Regions from separate parts of the Mus musculus genome. Here region 1 is linked to region 2. Evidence: chromatin loops called from intact Hi-C (ENCODE). Cell type or tissue: left cerebral cortex. All regions are shown on one strand. Links, peaks and the distances in the headings refer to the core of each region. The heading gives the core; the rest is flanking DNA.

Region 1 (5,377 bases), core at 220-5,219, 120 kb before region 2:
TTTTGGAGTTTAGGGAATTGGAGTTTCCTTTGTATCTGACAGATATGTTTTGGCTCTGCGTTACCATCTCTAGTTTCACATTTCTGGCTGTCTCCTCTGTGTGTGTGCATATGTGTGTGTGCAGGTACACGTGCATGTGAGTCTGACTGTCTGTCTGTCTCTGTGTCCATCCACCTGTGCTAGGAAAAAGAACAAATTTATTACATGCATAAGCAATGGAAGTATTAAAATCTTTTCTGTCTTACATAATCTCTGTTTCTGCTTCTGGATCATGCTATGCAGAGAACATTCAGCAATTAGGGTGTCCACAGGAGATTTTTCCTTCCAAATATGCTCAATTTATTCACACAAACATTCCTTACAATACCATGCTATAATTTCATGCAAACAGTTATCTCACTAAGTGAACAGGGAAAAACAGCCAGTCTTGGGGTGAAATACTACAGGCTTCCCCTGAGGAACCCGGTCTGATGAAGGCATGTCAGAAGCAAGCTCAACCAGTATTCAATTGAAGATTCTTCAAAATGTCCTTGAGAGTGGCAGCTAGCCACTAATACTAACAGGCAGGCATTTGTGAAGTCAGCAGCAGTGCTAGAAATTCAAGTGTTGTTGAAGGCGGAGTCACAGAGTGGTCAGTTTCAAAGTCCTCTTAGTGATGGGAATCAATGAAGAGACTTGAGATGCTGTCTTAGGAGCATAGCAGTCTTTATCCAAAGTTCTAGCTTTCTGTATTGTCTAGGGAGAATTTTGTGCTAGCAGAGTCCACAGTTTAGGGCTGATTCATTAACATACCAGTACAAATTGTGGCTGATTCATTAGCATATCAGAGTCTGCCTTAAGCTTGGCTTTGACCGCCTGGCATGGTGGCGCATGCCTTTAATCCCAACACTCCGGAGGCAGAGGCAGGCGGATTTCTGAATCCAATCCGAGGCCAGCCTGGTCTACAGAGTGAGTTCCACGACAGCCAGGGCTATACAGAAAAGCCCTGTCTCGAAAAACCAAAAAAAAAAAAAAAAAAAAGCTTGGCTTTGAGCTGCCTTATGGCTGGATCATAGCAGGGTTGCTTTGTGGCTGACTCCTTAACAGCATTTTGCAAATGTTACATTATTCCAAGTCACACAAAATGATTTTCAAGTTGTACAAAATGATATCATTTATGTTCTTAACATACTGTTATTTCTGTAATTTCTGTCTTTCTTGCTTTTTCCTCTTTCTGAGTCTCTGTATCTTTTATTTTTTCTGTGTCTATTTACACACTGCCTGCCATCCCTGTCACTTCCTTATAAATCACAAACTGCCTGTCTCTTCTGTGTCTGTTTTTCTATTATCTGTTTCTTGGATCCTAAACCAATTTCTACTTGTGTCTCTCTGCACTTTTTCAATGTATCCTTGTCCGCTTGCCTTTTAAAATGTGTATTTATTCTTATCCATGTGCTGCTGGGCTATCTCTGCCTGCCTGACTGTTAGGTCCAAAGCAGACCCCCAAAATAGCAATGCTGCTTCCGTGTCCTAAGACAGTGGCCTAAGCCTAACCCAAGGCAGGACTCTAAGTAAGCAGAATGATTGTTATTAGGTAACTAAACACTGTACTCAGCATTATTCGGTGATCTCATAAAGCTGGCTCCTGTTTACCTCCCTTATCTGCTCCCAGTCCTTAACTACTTCCAGCAAAGCCTAGGGGAGCCCTTAAAGTATATGTTCGGAGATATCACAGCACCTATTGGAGAGTTATTGGATTATTTGTACCAGCATCCCGAGAATAATTCAATAAGTAAAAATCCCAGCCAGGCTAGAGTCCTCACCAAGTCCTCACCAAGTCCCCTTAGAGGCCATACACTGTAAGTCCAGGACTTACCAGAAACCTAGGCCTAGGGTTTTTTTTTAAAGGGCTGCAAAAGCCCAGAGGGAGAGGGATGAGAGAGCTGCTTTTGAGGGGTATGGTTACCCAGGGGTCTGGATGGGGCATTGAAGTGTGTGTGTGTGTGAGGGATTTTTTTTTCTTTTTCTTTCTTTCTTTCTTTTTTTTTTTTTTCTTCTTCTTCTTCTTTTGCAGTTTGGTGGCAGGAAACTGAGTTGTTGGTTTGGGCCTGTCCAACTGGCGGTGGTTCTGGGCGGCGGGACCATGAAGTCAGTGGCTGTAGCTGTGTAGTGGCCTGCAGGTCGCTGCCCCCGCCTGGGGGGAGGCCAGTGGGTCGGGGTAGCCCCGTGCTGTGCTGTGGCCTCGTGGCGCCTGAGGCAGCGGCGGCGCTGTGTTGCGGGCTTGGTACTGTAGCTGCGCAGCATGGCCTGGAGGGTCCCTGGGACCAGTGGGTCGGGGCGGAACCATGCTATGGGCCGGAGGAGAGCCGAGGCAGAGGCACCGTGGGTAGGCGCTGCTATGGGGCGGGACATCTTACTAGCAGCTGGAATACTAGGCCGGTGCCTCAGGCTGCTGAAGTCCGAGGTGGAGGAGGGGAGTGGGGAAGGAAGCACCCGAAGTAGCATACCAGCAACATGCAGGCTAAGTCCCAGGCAGAGAGGGAGAGAAAGAGAAAAAGGAGGGAAGAAGGGGAAGCAAGCGTGGGGAAGCAAGTCTCAGACGGGGTCCTTGGCAGGAGGCAAGTGGCGAGTACAAACACACTTTCAGGCTGAGAACCCGAAGCAGAGCCAAAGAGCAGGGGGGAAAGGGCAGCAAGTAGGGTCCCTAGAAGGGGCCGGTGCCCGACCTGCTTTTCAGGTGAACCGGTTGAACTAGTGACTGCAGCAGGCTGCAAATGAGGGAGGGGGGAGGGGAAGGTCTATCCTACCTTGGAGGAAAAAGAGGAAAAAGCAGGTAGAGAAAGACTGGCCCAAGGGTGAGACACATGAGGGCTGGTGACTAAATCTCAGAGCCCGTGCTGCTGAGCCAGAGAGCAGTTGTCCAGGCCCAGCCTGGAATTCTCAGCCAAGAGAAAGAAATTGCCTCAAAAGAAAAGAGGAAAGTCTCGCCCAAGGGAATAAGTCCTAGAACGAGGGTCAGTAAAAGACTGAATATCTCCCATCCTCAAGGACAACACAAGGGTACTCCAGAGCTCAAGAACTCTCCCCTGGGGCCATGCAGATGGTCACTCTTACCAGTGGGAATACGGGGCTTACCAGATCAGGGCTAGGGAGCGTGGATCTCTTGTGGTAGCTGAGGTGAGAGGCAAACCTGCAGTTTCTGAATCCAAGTCCTTGCACCACATGTTGTGTTTATAAGATAAAGAACTAGGGAGTATTTCTATGGGGGTGTGGTGAGGTATGGGAGAAGGGAATGTCTCAGTGGGCCCATGCTGAGGCATCCCTTCCCCCTGAAGAGAGAGAGAGAGAAGGGGAGGGAGAGGAGGGAGAGGGGGAGGAGAGGAAGAAGAGAGGGAGAGGGAGAGGGAGAGGGAGAGGGAGAGGGAGAGGGAGAGGGAGAGGAGAGGAGAGGAGAGAGGGAGTTAGACCCACTATAAAAAACCTGTGGGGTGGAGTTTAGACAGAATGAAAACAACTGGGGCATCTTGACTTCAGTTCCTAGAATAGAGTTGGGTGGTTTTCCATGGGATTCTCCATTAAGGAGATGAAATTCTAGTTAAATCTGAAATGACCTCAGCAAGACTACACAAGGGAAGAATCTCTGTACTATCTTGCCCTGTGACACATACATAGCAAAGGACAGACTTGTCTAGCCTCAGTGGAAGATGATGCTCCAAATCCTGTAGAGACTTAATGTCCCAGGGAGAGGGGATGTCTGAGGGGGGCACCCTCTCAGAAGTGGGGGGGGGGGAGAACTCTGCAAGGGGGAACCGGGAGGAGGAGCAACATTTGGGATGTAAATAAAATAATTAATATGAATATATAGTTATATTTTTTAAAGAAGTATGCTATAGCATAAGATGAAACTATATACTATCAGCTTATTTTCCCAGGTTTGGAGTAGTTAGTTTTCCTTGTTCTTAACTTCACTTTCACCGTTAAAATTACTTAATGATATATCAGATTTCTATGCAGTATATTACAATAAACAAAATGTTTATTTTCCATGGCCCAGTCCTGGTTGCCTGAGGACCACAGACAGCTGAGTCCTGGGTACCTTCCCAAGGTAGCAGACCCACACCCAAAGTAGAATTCTTTTGGGTATAACCCAGTAAAAGAAAATTAAAAGTTACTACAGCTTTTGAAGAAATCTTTAACAAACAGGGCTAACAATATATTTTAATGTCATATTAGAAGAGATTTATATTTACTTGGTATATAGAGGTTATTTAAAACCTGAATTAGGGTAAGAGTATCTCTATCTTTTAAAAGTTAGATTTTTTTTAAATTTTAGTTTCCTGCTAGACTGCATAGTCTATTTCAACTGTCTGTGGAAGAAAGAGAGGAATATAATTTTTCAATGTAAGCACTGTAATTCAGTGTTTATCCTCAAACTTGATAGCATAGTATGTTGTATTATGAATGCATCCTATATTTTATTTTAGGTATGCAGTAATATTTTAAAATTATAATTTAAAATATAATGTTAAGCTATGTTATATTACATCATTTTATTTCTCCTTTTACAGTGTGAATAGAAAAACAAATTGCTGCAAAATTTATTTACATGATCATTAATAACAAAATGTAATTAAGTTTAGAATAAGTTTGTTAAAAAATTAAAAATGACCCCACAAACATTTCTATTGTGAGCAGTGCCACATTAAGTATGAGTATTCAGGAATCTCTGTTGTGTATTGTGTTAATCCTGATATTCACCAGAAAGACAAATGCCACCATTTTAGGTCAAATTTAAAGGAAGCTTTATTAAATATTAAATACTGCCAAGAGAAGAACTTTGGTCAGGACCATTCCCCGGAATTTCTCAGCTGGAATGGCCTTGAGCCACATGTTGCACACCCTTATAAGGACAAACCTATAAGCCACTATACTTTCCCACGAAGCTTTGTTATTCTCCAAGAACTTTAGCATTCCGGAAAGTTACCTGGTGTCTGGGCATGCAGAGCTTACAAGTTAATCTTGGGCATTATAATTGCATGATTCAAATAGCTGGAGCTTGGGTTCTAGAATAATCTGCAATCTGTCTTTAAAGTCAGGATTAATGGAACAACGTGGGCTGTGCTAGTCAGGAAGAACAGTAGATCCAGTGGGCCAGGACATGAATCCTATAGGAAGGCAGGATGCTTCATAGCTCTTGGTCACAGAGTGGTCTGGGAAGGCAGTACCCAAGGGCCTGAGCCACTTGGAAGCCCACGTATCTTCATTTGTCACTATGTTGATGGCACCCTTGATTCTAGGAGCCTGCTAGTGGGGGCATTTGGAGGCCACTGCTATGACAGCCTTAGAGATTGTCCTTTGAGTCTTGGCTGTGACTAGGGCCCCAAGTAGATCTGTAAAT
Region 2 (5,377 bases), core at 74-5,073:
ATCTTTTTTTAAAGATATATTTATTATGTGTGAGTAGCTGTCTTCAGACACACCAGAAGAGGGCATCAGATCTCAATTCTGATGGTTGTGAGTCACCATGTGGTTAATGGGATTTGAACTCAGGACCTTCGGAAGAGCAGTTAGTGCTCTTAATCGCTGAGCCATCTCTCCAGCCCTTATATCTTTTTAATCCAGTTATTTACCATGAGACATGGTTAGCTGATAATTGAGAGCAGTCATGGCTAAGTAAGTTAATTTAAATAAAGGAGTAGCAAAATTTTACATTGAAACCTGTTTTATGAGTTTATCCCTTCTTTTTAGTATGAAGCCTGTCAGCAGGGGAAACTGGATTTTGACTTTGCCAGCAAGAGACCTAGTATCTCTAGAAAAAAACAAGGCCTGCCTTCATGTAGAAACGGACTGAACAAGCAGGTACAGCCATTGGGTGAGAAGTTGGTTGCTTGCTGGTGCTAAACTGATAAAGCTACAGTTAGCCACTAGTCTCATCATAAACCTGACCAGGTTACATTTGAGTAGGGAGTGCAAATGACCTTTGTATTGATTAAAATGACAGAGGCTTACACATTACTTAAATGGTTACCTGACATATTCACTTTGTTTCTCCTTGGAAGCAGAGTTCTCAGTGTTGTGCTTTATAAAAAGATAAAGCAAGAGAAGGAATATGTTTTAGAGGAGGTGTAGTCAGGTATGGGGGGAAGGGAGTGCCTCTGCAGGCCCAGGCCAAGGCATCCCTTTCCCTCTGAGGGACCAGCCATGTGATGGTATAGTATAAAATAGAGCATGAGTGTTAGCATTCTGTCTAAGCTCTACCCTGCAGTTACCTGGCAATAGCCAGGTATGCTCCTCTGCACAGTTACCTGGCAACAGCCAGGTTGGCCTGGCCCACTATAAAAGGGGCTGCTTGCCCCTTCCTCTCTCTTACTCCTGTTTCCCTCTTGCTTCTCTCTTGCCCTCTTGGGCTCTTCCCTTCTCCCCTCTCGCCATGTGGTCATGGCCGGCCTCTACTTCTCTACTCTCTCCTTTCCTCTGTCTTTCTCTGTCTCTATTACCCTCTTAACTCCCCTCCCCATGCCAGAGAAATTCCTGGGCCCAGGTGAACCGGTCTCTGGTTCAAGAGCACCGGCTGAGTGTTAGCCCCCAGGCCCCTACATGATGACCTGGTGTTCTGGCCTATGCTAGAATCTCTCTTGGGTTATTAATGCCCTCAGGACACTGGCAGGGGCAGTTAATCCGATTCTCTTACCCAGGGGTCACTTCACTGTCTCTGCCTCGATTTAATGGGGTGTCTTGGTCTAAAACAGTATCTCTACATCTCTGCTAAACTGTTACTTTCTCGCTAATGACCGATGACACAGACTTTTCCCCTCCCCCCTTTCCCCTCCCTCATTTGCTGATTCCAGCTCCTGCTGCAGCTCCTGCTGCGGCAGCTGGTTCTGCCGGTTCAAGTGGGTCTAGCTCTGCCCCCTGCCAGGGACTCTGCTGCCCTTCCCCACTTCTTGCTCTTGGCTCTGTATCCATCTCCCCCTGACTGTCAGTGCGCTCCCTCAGCCCACTCAAGCTCGGCTGGCCCCTGCCTCCCTCATTTGCAGCTTGCTGCAGACTAGTTCAACCAGTTTGGACCCTACTTGCTGCCCTTCCCACTCTGCTCCTTAGCCCTGCTCTCAATTCATGGTGGGAAAAGTGGGTATGTCCCTACCCCTTGCGTCCTGCCAGGGGTCCCGTCTGTTGCCGCCCCCCCCCCCCCCCCCACCAAAGAAGCTGTTTTCCTGAACTAGCAAGCCTCTTCCTCCCTTCCTCTTTCCCTATCTATCTCCCACTCTACTCAGGACTTATAAAGACTAGGGGTGCAATGTGCCACAACTTCATTGTTAGGATATGGAACACGCTATTTCAGGTGCTTCCTTTTCCCTGCCCACTTAGGACTCTGACAGCAGGAATGCTGCCCAGGACTTCCAGCAGCAAGTAGGATGCCCCTCCCTGTGACTTCTGGCCGTGAGCAGGAAGTCCCGCCCCTCAACCGTGCAGACCCTCCGGCCTGACTTGCTGCGTCTCTTCCCCACAGGTCCACCAGCTGCGCTGTGCAGCTACAGTCACCAAGCCCGTAATGTGGTGCTGCTGCTGCTGCGGGGGCCCCCTAGTGGTGGGACAGCGACCTGCAGGCCACTGTGCAGCTACAGCCACCATGCCCTACCGCACAGAACCACCACCACCTACTGGCTGCTGTGAGTTTCACAGACCTCTACTATGGGAGCTGCTGCCACCCAGCCTCTGCCATGTGGGCTATGCAGTCAAAAAGGCCCAAGTGGTTACCTATCCATGTTCCCACACCCCTGGCCTGTTCTCGTGGCCTGCGTGCCTAGTTTGTGTCACAGGCCTGAACCTGCGTGGACAGACTCATTTTCTGTCACCATGACCTTATGCCATTGCTGCCAGCTTTCTTATTCTAGTCCTAGCCGAACATTTCTTTGCTAATACAAAAATATACTTTTCTCTACCTACACAGCCTGTCAAAGTTACCTAAGGTTTTCATTCCTATCCTGTCTTAATATGATTTTTACTACTGTCATTAAATTATATTCAGTTATAGCCAATCTACATAGTGCTCAATCCTGTCAGAAGTTTGTTAATTATTAAGTTTATGACAGACAGAATTCCCAAAGTCTTTAACAGTTGGCCCAGGGTGGTAGATGGTCTAAGAAGATGTGGACACAACTACAGGATGCTGCCTGGATTGTGATATGATAATCGCTGAAATACTCAGTGGGCAACACTGGATACTCTGAGTCCAATGACTTAGCTAAACCAAGGTAAGTCATTTCTCATGTCATGCATATCCATTCCACAGAAAAAGCCCTTCGTCTTCTGTGCTTGAAAGCCAGACTGACCGCCCAAGTTGCCATAGAGTCTATGGGAACTTTTGGCTAGTGAACTCTGTCACTTTTTAACTGCTAAAGTACTGTTTATTCCCCAAACTTCTGACTACATTGACAGCTAGAAAAAAGCTTTCACAGATGTAATCTGTTCTCTCCTTACCTAAACTCTGTTTCCATTCATCAAATGCTTCTTATTTCCTCTTCTTGCTATGCCACTGTCCTAACATTATCTGAGTTCCTATAACTTTGCCTAACTCTAATGAAACATTTCACTATATGATCCAACTTTTTCAACTTTTTCATCTTGTTCCTTCTGCTCCACAAAAGGCTCATCTTAAGGACTATTTATGTTGTCAACTCATGTAGTTATTTCTTTTATAAATTTATAAGCTACAGGACACCCACTCAGATCCACCTCTCATGGACCAAATAGGCTCCATCCAGATAATTACATCTGCCCAAGCCATTCCAGAGGGTGGGATTCCTCTGGGTTTCAAATGTACATCTTAAGAAAAATGTTTTTCCCAAATGTACTTAATCTTATTCTCTACCTGTAATAATATATTTTCAATATCTTTTCAAGTCCAGGTGCTTACTATGCCCAGGATAGCTCCTGAAAAGCAACCTCCAGATGTTCCAGTCTCCTGTCACAAACACAGACACTTCTACTGGACCTGTTCCTTCTGACCTATCCTCAGATGGCTCCACAGTCCCTGGACAGCAAGGAAACAGCCAACTCTCCTAAGACTGGACCAACATCCCCCATACCCATTCTTCTAGGTTCCCTAGAGACATGTTACCTCCAATGCCAGCATGAAGCAGCCACATATTACAAGGACCCTATTCCTGCTTCACCATCACCTCTTTCTAATTTTTTTCTTTTTTTAATTAAACCAAAACAGGGGAATGTTAGCATTCTGTCTAAGCTCCACCCCACAGTTACCTGGCAATAGCCAGGTATGCTCCTCCCTACAGTTACCTGGCAATAGCCAGGTAGGCCTGGCCCACTATAAAAGGGGCTGCTTGCCCCCTCCTCCCTCTCTTACTCCTGTTTCCAGCTTGCTTCTCTCTTGTCCTCTTGGGCTCTTCCCTTTCCCTTTCCCCTCTCTCCACATGCTCATGGCTGGCCTCTGCTTCTCTACTCTTTCCTTCTCTCTGCCTGTCTCTGGCTCTACTACCCTTTTTTTTTTTTTTTTTTTTTTTTTGGTTTATGGAGACAGGGTTTCTCTGTATAGCTCTGGCTGTCCTGGAACTCACTCTGTAGACCAGGCTGGCCTCGAACTCAGAAATCTGCCTGCCTCTGCCTCTCAAGTGCTGGGATTAAAGTGCTGCCACACTGCCTAGCTCTTCATCTTTTCTGTAATCCCAACAATGGGGAGGGGAGTTAAGAGTGTAGTAGAGACACACACACACACACACACACACACACACAGAGAGAGAGAGAGAGAGAGAGAGAGAGAGAGAGAGAGAGAGAGAGAAGGAGGAATAGAGGAGTAGAGAGAGGCTGGTCATGAGCATGTGGAGAGAGAGGGGGGAAGGAAATAGGGATAGAGGAGACAGATGAGAAGACAGAGTGAGCGCAGGAAGGCAAGAGCAAGAGAGAGGAGGAGCCAAACATCCCCCTTTATAGTGAGTCAGGCACATCTGCTGTTGCCAGATAACTGTGGGGCCTAGCTTATACAAAATGCTAACACCCTGAGAGGCATCAGCCCTCAGCACTAGCACAGGACAGGACAGCATTAACTCCTTGACTGCCACACAGGGCTGGATCAGTCTTTGGTTGCCAGAACCAGAAATCTGAAATCCTTTCCTGTGGATGAGGACACCAGCCTGCCTACCTTGGTGAGGCCAAGAGGGACAATCAACTCTCCAGTGTCCTGCTTCTCCACAGTTTGGGCTGGATGGTTGCAGTAGGCAAAACACAGGGCTGTTTTCTCAGTGGTTAGCATTCCCACAATTGAGATGGAATCAACTTCTTTGGGGGAGAACTTATGTCTGCCAGGATATGGTGTTTTGTCTATCATGGGAAGATTTTTTTAGTAGACATTTTAAATACCATATTCAGCAAATCTCTGAGGAGTTTTGGGGATATTAAGTATACCTTATTTTAAATTTTACTTTTGTATACTTTTTGAGTCTTATCCTTGAAAACAGGAGGCTAAATAAAGCCTGTCCCTGTAAATGAATTACATTTGTACTGGGCATGCTTATAAATGCAGTTCTGAGCACATTAAAGAATTAGATCATTTATAAGGTGACTGACCATTAATTTGCATGTCTTAATTGTCTTCAACAGTCTGCAAGTATTCAGCTTTTATGAAATTAGGATTTTACAATGTTATCCCCTGTTAAGTTTTACTTTTAACATTTAAATTGAAGATTTACTTGAAAATCTCTAGCAGGAAAATAAAACTTTAAATAATAAATTCATAGAGGGATTGAGAACCTTAAAAATTATAAATACAATCTACAGAAAGACTAGG

The links. Hi-C counts contacts between places; a loop is a spot of excess contacts. Peaks named below come from ENCODE experiments on the same cell type or tissue, not always from the same donor. Only the 100,000 strongest peaks of a DNase experiment are listed, where the experiment ranks them.
Region 1: a loop joins it to region 2, with 4 times the contacts of the local background. A loop is called at or near these places in 3 of 42 quality-filtered maps.

What each region holds. Positions count from the first base shown.
Region 1 is chrX:94,987,594-94,992,970 of GRCm38, reverse strand. No RefSeq gene overlaps it. Among named protein-coding and RNA genes, the nearest start is that of Spin4, 36 kb to the left of the region's middle. In left cerebral cortex, for the core only: no CTCF peak of the experiment used is centred there; DNase peaks (open chromatin) are centred at 2,291 and 2,403; H3K4me3 peaks cover 530 bases.
Region 2 is chrX:94,862,518-94,867,894 of GRCm38, reverse strand. No RefSeq gene overlaps it. Among named protein-coding and RNA genes, the nearest start is that of Gm39526, 130 kb to the right of the region's middle. In left cerebral cortex, for the core only: a CTCF peak has its summit at 2,204 (motif pointing left); a DNase peak (open chromatin) is centred at 2,170; H3K4me3 peaks cover 292 bases.